Linked DNA regions of Mus musculus: all the other regions are linked to region 2. Evidence: chromatin loops called from intact Hi-C (ENCODE). Cell type or tissue: left cerebral cortex. All regions are shown on one strand.

Region 1 (2,500 bases), 130 kb before region 2:
GGGTCCTGCATGTTTAGAAATCTCACTGCAAAGTCATCAGCATACAAATATCCACAGGCCCATGTTCATGTCCAAGGCTCTGGATAAGAATGAAACCCAGGGCTGGAGAGATGGCTCAGTGGGTAAGAGCACTGACTGCTCTTTCAGCTTCTGTCAGCTAATGTAAGTAAGTTTCCTTGAATCTGGAGTTGTAGTCAATTGTGAACTGCTTGACATGGGCGATAGGAATCAAACTCAGGTCCTCTGGGAGAGCAGGGAGTCTCTCTTAAGCATTGAGACCTCTCTTCTTCATATTAATATTTATAAGCACCGACATATAGCTATATACCTATGAAAAGGAATTAAAAGCCAATTAAATTTTAAAGCGGCAGACCTAAGGGGAGTGGGACATTCCAGGCATTTTGCTACTGAGAGTCTGCGGCAGGGGAATGACTAGTTTCAGACAATCCTGGGCTTTTCATATCGAGGTAAGTTTGGTCTGCCCAGTAAGACCCTGTCTCAAAATATGATGTAATAGGAAACTAAGAAACTGGGGGAGATAGAGTAGTTTGTGTGTTTTCCGTACCAAACACAAGGATTGAAACCTTATATAAGTGCCAAATGCTAATGAGCACAGCATAATCTTATTTTCATAAACAACTCGGTATGATGAGATGTCAAAGTCAGGAAGTTTTAATCTGCAGTTGTCTTTTAAAACAGCTATTTTCAAGCACTTACATAATCTCTATTCAGCACAGAATCGCTGTGAATAGAAAAGACTCTTCTCTTATTCAGAATGTGTATCTCTGAGCCTCTGAGAGGCGGAAGTCTCCTCTCCCGGAGCTACAGTTTACTGCACTTTTGTTCTTTGTTTTTTGTTTTTGTTTTTGTTTTTCCTAAGGAGGAGCATCCTGACTCCTTCAGGATTCTGGGGTCAAGCAGAAATGGTTTCATAGTTCTTGAGACTAATCAATTTTTTTTTTCTCCCCGGGATCCTAAATGATTTCTGTCATGTTACTGAGATGAAATTTGGGGGACCTGCTCAAACTCATAGAGGACACACAGCATAAGCTTTGCATGTCAGGCCGTATCCCAGGCCTCAGTGACAGACACACTGAGAGCCACAGAATACTAGGCTTCCTCATAACCACATCATTATCCACACAGCCACAGAGGGGCAGTCCCCTCCCCCATCATCCGAGACACTTCTGCTTTGCAGGCACTCTGTTTTGTGGCTTCCGTATTTTAGGAACAGGCTGGGAGATGTCGCAGCAATGGACAAACCATATCCCATCTTCTGGGGACTTTGACATATTCAGTAGGTGACAGCCGACAGAGAGGGTTTACAGAGATAAATGTGGAAAATAAAATCTCCCACACAAAGGCGCCTGGAGCCTGTGAAATGCTGCCCTGGACGTGCCCTTCGGAGGTCCAGCCACATTTGTACAACATTCGCTGGGTACCAGGCTCCGGTTTCCAAGGTTACTTTCCAATTAGCATTCCGGGGCTTTTGCCGAACAGTGGACTTGAAACCAAACTGATTAGACCTTCCCTGAATTGAATCTCTTCGGGCTGCCCCCGCACGCAGCGGAGGAGCTAAGCTTTCCTGCCTTCTTTTTTTCTGTACCTGTTACAGACCTCTGTGGCTTGGCACCTAGTGGGCAGCAGCCAGCAAGATGGATCCCACCCGAAACCCAGTGAAAGAGGGAGGAAGGCCCTGGGATGGGGGTGGGGGTGGGGGTTGAGGAAGGATTCTCTGGTGCCAAATGTTTTCATTGGTTTAGTACTGACGGACTGCTCAGGCAGGATTTAGCTCTAGATTTATTGGAACACATGAAATACCTACGAATCTGTTAAAATTTCCCAAGTCGAGGCTTTGTGGCAGAAATACTAACTGGAGAATGCAAGCAGGGTGGGCTGCATACTCCTCTGTGTGTGTGTGTGTGTGTGTGTGTATTTTGCCCACACACCCCCACTTGGCGCTTGCAGTGTGGGCATAAGTGTGGGAATAGTCGTCCTGTCCTGTGGGCTGAGATGAACCTTTAAATAGGATGATGTCACTTGGGCTGTACGGAAATTCCTCTGAGAGAAAAGAAAGAGACCCCAGAAAAGCTGTTTGCATTTAGCAAGAAGTCAGCAGCCAATGCCAGGGGCACAGTTCTAGCCTGTATCTGCTGATTTTAAAGCTGCCTTTGCAGAAATCCATTATCTATATTCAGATTTTTATTTTTTCAGAGACCCGTCATCTGACTTAATATATTTGTATTAATTCTTTGAGAATTTTATACATGCTTACAAAGTATTTTGATCATATTTATTTCCCCCTACCCCCAACTCCTTTTCCTAACTCCCTCTAGGTTCACCATTTTCCTTTCCACCCCACCCCCAACTCCCTGTGTACCACATCGGCTTGGAAATCACAATCTAGCCAAAGATGACCTTGAACTCCTGACCTATCTGCCTCCACCTTCCGTGATCTGGGATTGCAGGTGTTTACTACCAGGCTCAGATACATTAACAA
Region 2 (2,500 bases):
TACAATAGCCAAGCTGAGTAGTTACTAAGTCGACCTTGAGGGCTGCAGAGCCCCTATTTACCATCTAGCTCTTTAGCCAGGAAGTTAGGGAACCCCACACTCCCGTCATTCCAACAAGCTAAACAATGTCTTGTGGAAAACCCCACTTCCGGCTTGCAGAACTGGTTGGTCACTATCATTTCTCACAGTCAGCTTCTTTTTTTTCCTCTTTGTCTTTGAGTCTCACTTGAGCCTAACTTTATTAAGGATTTTCAGATTCGAGGATCCGTGGAGAAATAAGTCTTTTCTTAAGAAAAAAAAAAAAAAGGTACAGTCTTGTCAAGATACCGTGCTCTGACTGCAAGTGATCGAATTAATTCTTTCCACCAGCTTTCTGTACCAGCTTTCAGTCCCTAACCACGCAGAACCACCCCGAACCCCTCCCTGCCCTCAGCAGGCTTGTATTCTAACAAAACCCCAGCAAATCGAAGTCACTCCAAAGGTGAGACAGACACCACTGTTACTTTCCACAAAGTGGTCCCAGCTACGTCAGCAAGACTTCTGAGACACCTTCGTTAGGTGTGGCAGTGCCTACCAGTAATCCAGCACTCAGAAGCCGGAAGCAGGAGGATTGTGAGTTTGAAGTCAACCTGGGCTAATGGCGAGTTCCTGGCTAGTCTGGGTACAGAGTAAGTCCGCCTCTCGGAAGCAGAGGAGCACACCTGTAATCTCAGCTCGGAAGCAGAATGATTGCTAACAGTTTGAGGTCAGCCTGGGGTTCCATGGCAAAGCTCTGTCTACCAACAAACCAAGCAGCCAAACGAACAGGCAGTGCTCTCTCTGCAAGCAATTCTGATAAACTCCCCCCCCCCTTTTTTTCTTTTTTCTTTTTCTTTTTCTTTTTCTTTTTTTTTTTTTTTTCCGTTTGTTTCTGCCTTCTCCTGATTACTCAGGCCAAGACGCAAGTCTTGGCTGTACAAAGTTCACCTCCACTTGGTAAACTTTTTAGACCTAATTCTAAATACAAGTCCTAAAAGCACAAACTCACATAAAGAACGCCTGGATTCCGACATGACTTAATGCACAGCCTCTGTGGTGTTGATGAGAATAAATAGTCTCATGTGCATGGCGGGCCATCCGCCTAAAGATGACGACAAGATTGCTGATGTCACAAACAACCCCCTATGGGACAGTCAGAGAGCTGCTGAGGGGTACCATTTTCAGAGCGGTCCCTTCAAAGCATCAGTTGCGTGTGCATTTTTTAGAAGTGACTCATGGCCTCAAGTCAGATTCTGCAGAGAAGCCAGGTCCCTTCCTTTCCTTCCAGCACCTTCGGATTGAGGTGGCACTGGCGAGGTCTAATTCAATGACACCCACCCGGGAACCCTCAGAAAGCTCAAAGCAGAGCAGTGGAGACCCCTTGAAGTTAGACCGGCCTAGGGTGCGGTGGTTGTCGGCGGGCAGGCCATAGGTGGCCCTCCAGCCCGAAACTCGCGGTCCTCAGCGCCAGGCGAGCAGCTGGAGCGCTGGGCTGAGCTGACCCAGATGAGGACTGCCCCAGTGTCAGATCCCCGCATCACAGATCCTCACATCTCCGGTCCTCACTTCCCTTGTCCTCACATCTGGGTGGCCTCAGATCCCTGAGTCTGCTTCGCCTTTCTTCCCCGCGCCCTGGCCATCTCCCACCCTACCAGGGGCGCGCAACTTGAGAGCGCCGGCCTTGGGTGCCGGGTGTCCAGGCAAGCCCCCCATTCTCCTCGCCGCCCCCCCCCCCCCCGTCCCCCTCCGCGTTCCAGCCTGACCTGCTGTAGAGCTCAGGTCCTGGCTTCGGTGATGCAAAGCCGGCTCCGGCCACTTGCGCCCTCCTCCCGCAGGCCCGGTGCTGCCTCCGCCTCCCCCCTGCACGGGAGCCCGAGTCGGTCACGCTGCTCTCGGGGAGAGTCGCCCGCAGCTTCCGGCAGCTCCAAATACAGACGGGCGCGGGAGGGGCCGGGAGCACCCAGCCGAGGGCGGGGGTGGCAAGGAAGGGAGCAGAGAGGAGACACAGATGGGCCGTGGGAGAAGAGAGATAGGAGGGCAGAGGCGATCGCCGGTGCAAGCAGGAAATGCCTTCGCCTCCTCCTGCGGGTTTGCAAAGAGCTCTGAAAAGGTCTGGCGGTCCCTGAAGGGGGTTGGGGGTGGGTAGGGCTGCATAGTGACCCGCACAAAGAGAGGGAGAATGGAGCACCTCGAATATCCTCCAACTCAAAGAAAAGGATAAAGGAGAGCAAATGCATGTATCTCTTCAGATAGATTGTAGATCTGGGGCAAGTAACTTATATACAGAAACTTTAAAAAGTCATCTGATTATTTAGAAACGAGTAGAATCCTTGGCCGGCCTACTCCAGCAACTGTTTTACTTGTAGACACTGCCCCTTATTTTATATATGTATGGTCTATGCTGACGAAACTGGAAGCGTTTCTCTCTGGTTAGCATAATTAGACAGAGAGGATCGATTTTCGATTTTCATCTGAGTCTGGA
Region 3 (2,500 bases), 160 kb before region 2:
TGTCTGGTAAACATGCAACATTCAGTTACTTGTGGAACGCAGACTACATGGGCATCAGTGCCAGTCAGCCGCCAACCAAGAGCCCATAACCACACAGTGGTTTGAACAGGGAGTCGGAAGGAATTCTAATGGGACTTAAGTCGAGGGGATATTGGCTAGCAAAAGGCTGAGAGAAAAGCGGAGCTTCCTGTAGAGCAGAATCTTCACAGCTAGGAGACGCTGGGAGAAGCCTTGTCTCTCGCTTGGGCACTCAAGTCTGGGTCCCAGCACAGATGATGGCCATTACGAAAGCTGTGAAATGGGGTCACCTCGGTTTCCCTTGGTGTGCAGTCTTTTGGTTTTTCTTTTCTTTTAAAGTCTCTTTTGAGATTATTTTCAATAGGGTCTTGCAGTGTAGCTTAGCCTTCTAACCCCTTGCCTCCACCTCCAGAATGTTAGGAGCGCAGGCATGAGGTACCACGACTAGGAAAATAGATAATTAATTTTTTACACATCTTGGAATTCATGCTTTGATAGAACTTAAAAAAAAAAAAACATTCTGGCTGGGTGGTGGTGGAGCATAGTTTTAATCCCAGAATCCTGGAAGTAGAGGCAGGAGGACCTCTGTGAGTTCGAGGACAGCCTGATCTACAGAATGAATTCCAGGACACCTAGGGCCACACAAAGAGAAACCCTGTTCTAAAAAACCAAACCAAACCAAACCAAACCAAACCAAAAAACAAACAAAAGCAAAGACAAAGCAAAAGAACGTTCTAGACATGTGGGTAGCCAAGCACCTGTTCTTTGACTATAGTCTTAGTGGGATAATCTAATTTTTAAATTTATTATTCTATTTGAGTAATACTTATCAATGACATTTAAGAAATAAGATGCCCAGTGCACTGAATAAAATATTTAATTTAAAAATAATTTGATTTCCATACTAATTTGTGGGAAAATATGTAACCCAAGCATTTTTTCCCTGTGTAACTAAACTTGGGTGATGTAATGCTGTATCAGGCGTTTCTTCCCCCAGGGCTCTCTCGCTAAGCAGCATAAGAAACATATCCATTACGGTAAGAATTTTATATAATAAAAATGATAATAATAATAATACTTTTCTTTATGATAGATTTCTTGATTATGGGAACTTGAGGTGATTGATATTTGTGTCCTCATTTATAGCAGGCTTTTTGTTAACTCTGAAAAAACCATGTCACATTCAAAGGATGGCCTGCTGCCTTGTGTAAAATAGACAGGACTTGAGGCAACCAGTAGGGGGAGGAATCTCCAAAGTTAATCGCTGTCTCCCAGCCTGACTTCAGAAGCTGAGAATCTTCAACAGGATTGACTTTAATTTCTCTGTTTTTTCCCCCCTCTCCTTTCTTCTCTCCTCTCCTCCCCTCTCCACAACCCTCTTTTGTTTGAGACAGGTCCCCACGTAGCTCAGGCAGGCCTTGAACTCACTATGTATTGAAGGATGACCTTTAACCTTTGCTCCTCCCACCTCTGTCTCTTGAGCACTAGGATTTGTGGCAGGCATCCCTAGAGCCGACTTAAGCGGTTCAAACCCAGCCCTCATCTCTATTTTGTTTGGACAGAACCCAAGGCTTGCTGGTTGGTTCCTGTAGCATCCATGAACGTTACCCACGAAATCTGGCACAAGGAAAGACTGTCGTAGGGTTAAGACTCGATCTCACTTGGAAATATGAGACTGGGGTGAAAGAAAAGCAAAGTCAGCTGAATGGGAGCAGGGTACGTGGAGAAAACGACTGTCACATAAAGGGAAAGTCTATTATGTTGGGTGGTGTTTGGTTGGGGCAAACATGTGAAGGAGTGTTTTCCTGAACTGGACACAGATTTAGGTAGAGTTGTGAGGGAACGCTTGACTAAAGTAGACCCAGGTGAACGGATGTTCTGCTAAAGCAAGCATGTGAAAGGACACGTGATGAAGGATTCTTTGCTAACGACACACATGTATTGGGCTGCCTTACATTGTGTAGCTGAGCTGCATTGGTGGGGACGCCATAGAGAGAAACCCAAAAACTTCTGGTGGTGTGCTGCAGTTTGTTGCCCCTTCCAAGAACTTAGGCTGATTGGCAGAGTGATGTCAGTCGAGACAGACATGCAGAGGACACGTGATATTTGGAGGGTTATAAATAGGACTCTACAGAGTGATGGAGACCGAGCTTGGCTTGCTGGTACAGCTAGCTGTACAATGCTTGTGTGTCTCATCTTCGCTGATCTTCACTTCTCTGAGAGGGACACCACAGGGAACTTTTCCTGGTGTCCCTCCAGGTCCCTCCTACTGACTCAAGCTGAGGCTGAGGCCTGGCTGTCTCTGCTAGGTCGTGTCACTGCTGCTGATTCACATTAGCTAACCTGACTCTACTGAGCTGGACTGCTGGAATCCATGAGGTGTTGGTGATTGGAAGGAGCTGCTGCTGCATGCTAACCTGTGAGCTGAACTGCCGATTTCCAGACAACACAGCTGGGAGTTGATCCAAAGAACCTTTCTAAA
Region 4 (2,500 bases), 160 kb after region 2:
AGCACTCTCCTCTTTCATTCTCGTCTCTGATTATTTTGACCAGTGGTTCTCCACCTTCTAATGCTGTAACCCTTTAATACAGTTCCTCATGTTTTGGTGACCCCCCCCACCATAAAATCATTTTCATTGCTACATTATAACTGTAATTTTGCTGCTGTGACGAATTGTAACGTAAATATTCATGTCTTTTCCAGGCGAACCCTCTGAAAGGGTGGTTTGAGCCACAAAGAAGTCATGACCCACAAGTTGAAAACCGCTGATTTTCGATGCACACAGAGTTAATTTTTCTCACAAGAGGTTGAGTCAGTGCGAGATAGATTTGGCCTAGTTAAATTCGTTTTTTTTTTCTCTTATGGTACTGAAAAAAATTGACTAGTCAAATATATATAGTCATTCTTGGCAGCTTATGAATAGACATTTACATAAATGTGTGGTATTTTGGCCCAAGAACTCTGCATCTAATTTACAAGGGAAGCAGAAAGTCCCTGGGGTGGGCCTGGAACTTCCAAATCTCATGTACTTGGGGCGGCCAATGTCAGGATCAATTCAGGAAACAAACCAAAGTACTTAAAAGGCAGCACAATCCTCTTAGATATCTCAGAGTCTCAGGAGAGATTCCCTTCACTATTCATAGTGACACTTGGCCACACCCTCTTTCTTATCTCTTGGATACTCCCCCACAACACAGGCAGACAGCACAGTTTTCTGGTATCTTCTCTCTCTTCCCAGTTCAGCATCTAGATGCTCTTCAAGGCTGGGAGCGTTGGGGATGAGAGTGGAAACTGAGCAGACAAATACAAAATGATCCAGCGTTATGGGGTAGGAGAGGAGCTCTGAGTACCATATATTCACAATGTGTGTCCCATCCCACTCACTGGCTGGGCAACCCCCTGGGAGCGCCTGACACACTCCTGACACTTAGTAACTGGCCCTTAGCACTTCTTCATTGACACATCCAACCACTCGGCATGAAGTTACAGTTAAGGCAGAGACAGAGGCCATTTTTAAAAGGAAATGAGGGAATTGTCTCAGCAGGAAAAAAAAAAGATTTATTTCTTATGCAACCAGGAAGGAAAACATAAGTTGACTTTCAGGTTGTGTGGGTGAAAGAGAAATGTCCCCATATGCTCGCGTGTGTAAACATTTGATCCCCCAGTTAGCAATGCTGTTAGGGAAGGTTATGGAACTTCTAAGAACCTTGCTGGAGGAAGTATGTCACTGGGGCAGGCTTTGAGGGTTTATGGCCTGGCCCACTCTTCCTGTTCTTAATCTCTGCTTCCAGTGTGCAGATGAAATGTGATCCCTCTGTTTCCTGCCTAGCAGACTGGCAGCAAGCCCCTGAAGCCATAGCTTCCCTCCCTACCAGGATGGAGTCTATCCCACTTGAACCCTAAGCCAAGATAAACCCTTTCTTCTCTGAATTGCTTTTTGTCAGAGTATTTTACTATAGCAACAGAAGACTAATGAATGCGGGTATCCTTCGTTCCCATTTGCTTGTGATTATAGATGTGGAGTACCTTTTGATGTTTTTCCATTTTCTACCACTGTGAACTCTGTCGTTGTCACACAGGGACAAAACTCCACTTCCCCGTGCCTCCCCCCCCCCCAATTGCTCATTTGAATTGTGCATTCTCTTCTCTCGAATGGGCTTCCATGTCTGAAGTCCTCTTTTCACGTGCATGCTGTCAATGCACTCCTATACATACCCCCCTCTTATTCAGCAGTCTTAAAATATGTACAGCATTTGTGAATCATTCAGAGAGCTTTAAAACATTTCCAAGGTTCAGATCTACCTCAAAGTGTTAAATCAGTAATTCTGGAGGGCAGGACCCATACCCTGATGTTTTGTGTAATTCTTTGGCAGAGTATAAATTGAAGCAAATGTTGAGAACCCACCCATTTCTCAGAATTTAAGGGGTGTCAGAATTTCGGGACAGTGCCTGTGAAAAATGGTCTCTCCTGCTTTTCTGGAAGATTCTGACTCATCCAGATCCTTAATCTATCATGCAAGCACCCCAGGGAATTCTGATGGGTAGAGTTCCCAAATCACCCTTTGGGAAAAATCCCCTTGTGCAGATACTTAGGCAAATCAGAATAGCATCAGAACCCAGCCACATATTCTTCTTTTAGGAAATTCACCAGTACATAAAAATGGATAATAGTATAATGAGCGCTCTGGCCATTTATTGCTATATGACAAGTCATCCCTGTGCTGGCTAGCTTTTATGTCAACTCCACACAGTTCTTTGGGAAGACAGAACTTTATTCAGGAAATATCCCTACTAGACTGTGCTGTGGGCAAGCCTATGGGGGCTCTTTCCTGATTGATGTGAATAGGCCCCTTCCATGGGTGTGAGGGGGATGATTGGTTCTGCATGGTATAAGAAATCAGGCTGAGCAGGTCAGGAAGAGCAAGCCAGTAAGCAGAGTCTCTCCACAGCCTGTGCATCAGCTTCTCCTGTAGGTTCCCGTCTGACTTCCCTGGGCAATGGGGCATGAC

What was found. A loop is a pair of places that touch in the nucleus more often than their neighbours do. Peaks named below come from ENCODE experiments on the same cell type or tissue, not always from the same donor. Only the 100,000 strongest peaks of a DNase experiment are listed, where the experiment ranks them.
Region 1: a loop joins it to region 2, with 2.0 times the contacts of the local background. A loop is called at or near these places in 2 of 42 quality-filtered maps.
Region 3: a loop joins it to region 2, with 2.3 times the contacts of the local background. A loop is called at or near these places in 2 of 42 quality-filtered maps.
Region 4: a loop joins it to region 2, with 2.1 times the contacts of the local background. A loop is called at or near these places in 5 of 42 quality-filtered maps.

The regions. Positions count from the first base shown.
Region 1 is chr13:46,632,953-46,635,452 of GRCm38, reverse strand. The region is part of intron 7 of Cap2 (CAP, adenylate cyclase-associated protein, 2 (yeast)); the gene reads right to left. Among named protein-coding and RNA genes, the nearest start is that of Fam8a1, 35 kb to the left of the region's middle. In left cerebral cortex, no CTCF peak of the experiment used is centred here; DNase peaks (open chromatin) are centred at 739, 1,216, 1,453 and 1,933; H3K4me3 peaks cover 266 bases; H3K27ac peaks cover 2,424 bases.
Region 2 is chr13:46,501,493-46,503,992 of GRCm38, reverse strand. It overlaps Cap2 (CAP, adenylate cyclase-associated protein, 2 (yeast)), which reads right to left and starts at 2,090. Exons shown (of 13, transcript NM_026056.4): 1 at 1,782-2,090. LOC115488182 (a long non-coding RNA gene) reads left to right here and starts at 2,043. Exons shown (of 2, transcript XR_003950691.1): 1 at 2,043-2,128. In left cerebral cortex, a CTCF peak has its summit at 1,198; DNase peaks (open chromatin) are centred at 1,205 and 1,967; H3K4me3 peaks cover 2,500 bases; H3K27ac peaks cover 1,913 bases.
Region 3 is chr13:46,662,525-46,665,024 of GRCm38, reverse strand. No RefSeq gene overlaps it. Among named protein-coding and RNA genes, the nearest start is that of Fam8a1, 5.7 kb to the left of the region's middle. In left cerebral cortex, a CTCF peak has its summit at 1,236 (motif pointing right); a DNase peak (open chromatin) is centred at 1,264.
Region 4 is chr13:46,345,172-46,347,671 of GRCm38, reverse strand. No RefSeq gene overlaps it. Among named protein-coding and RNA genes, the nearest start is that of Rbm24, 72 kb to the left of the region's middle. In left cerebral cortex, no CTCF peak of the experiment used is centred here; DNase peaks (open chromatin) are centred at 584 and 990; H3K27ac peaks cover 942 bases.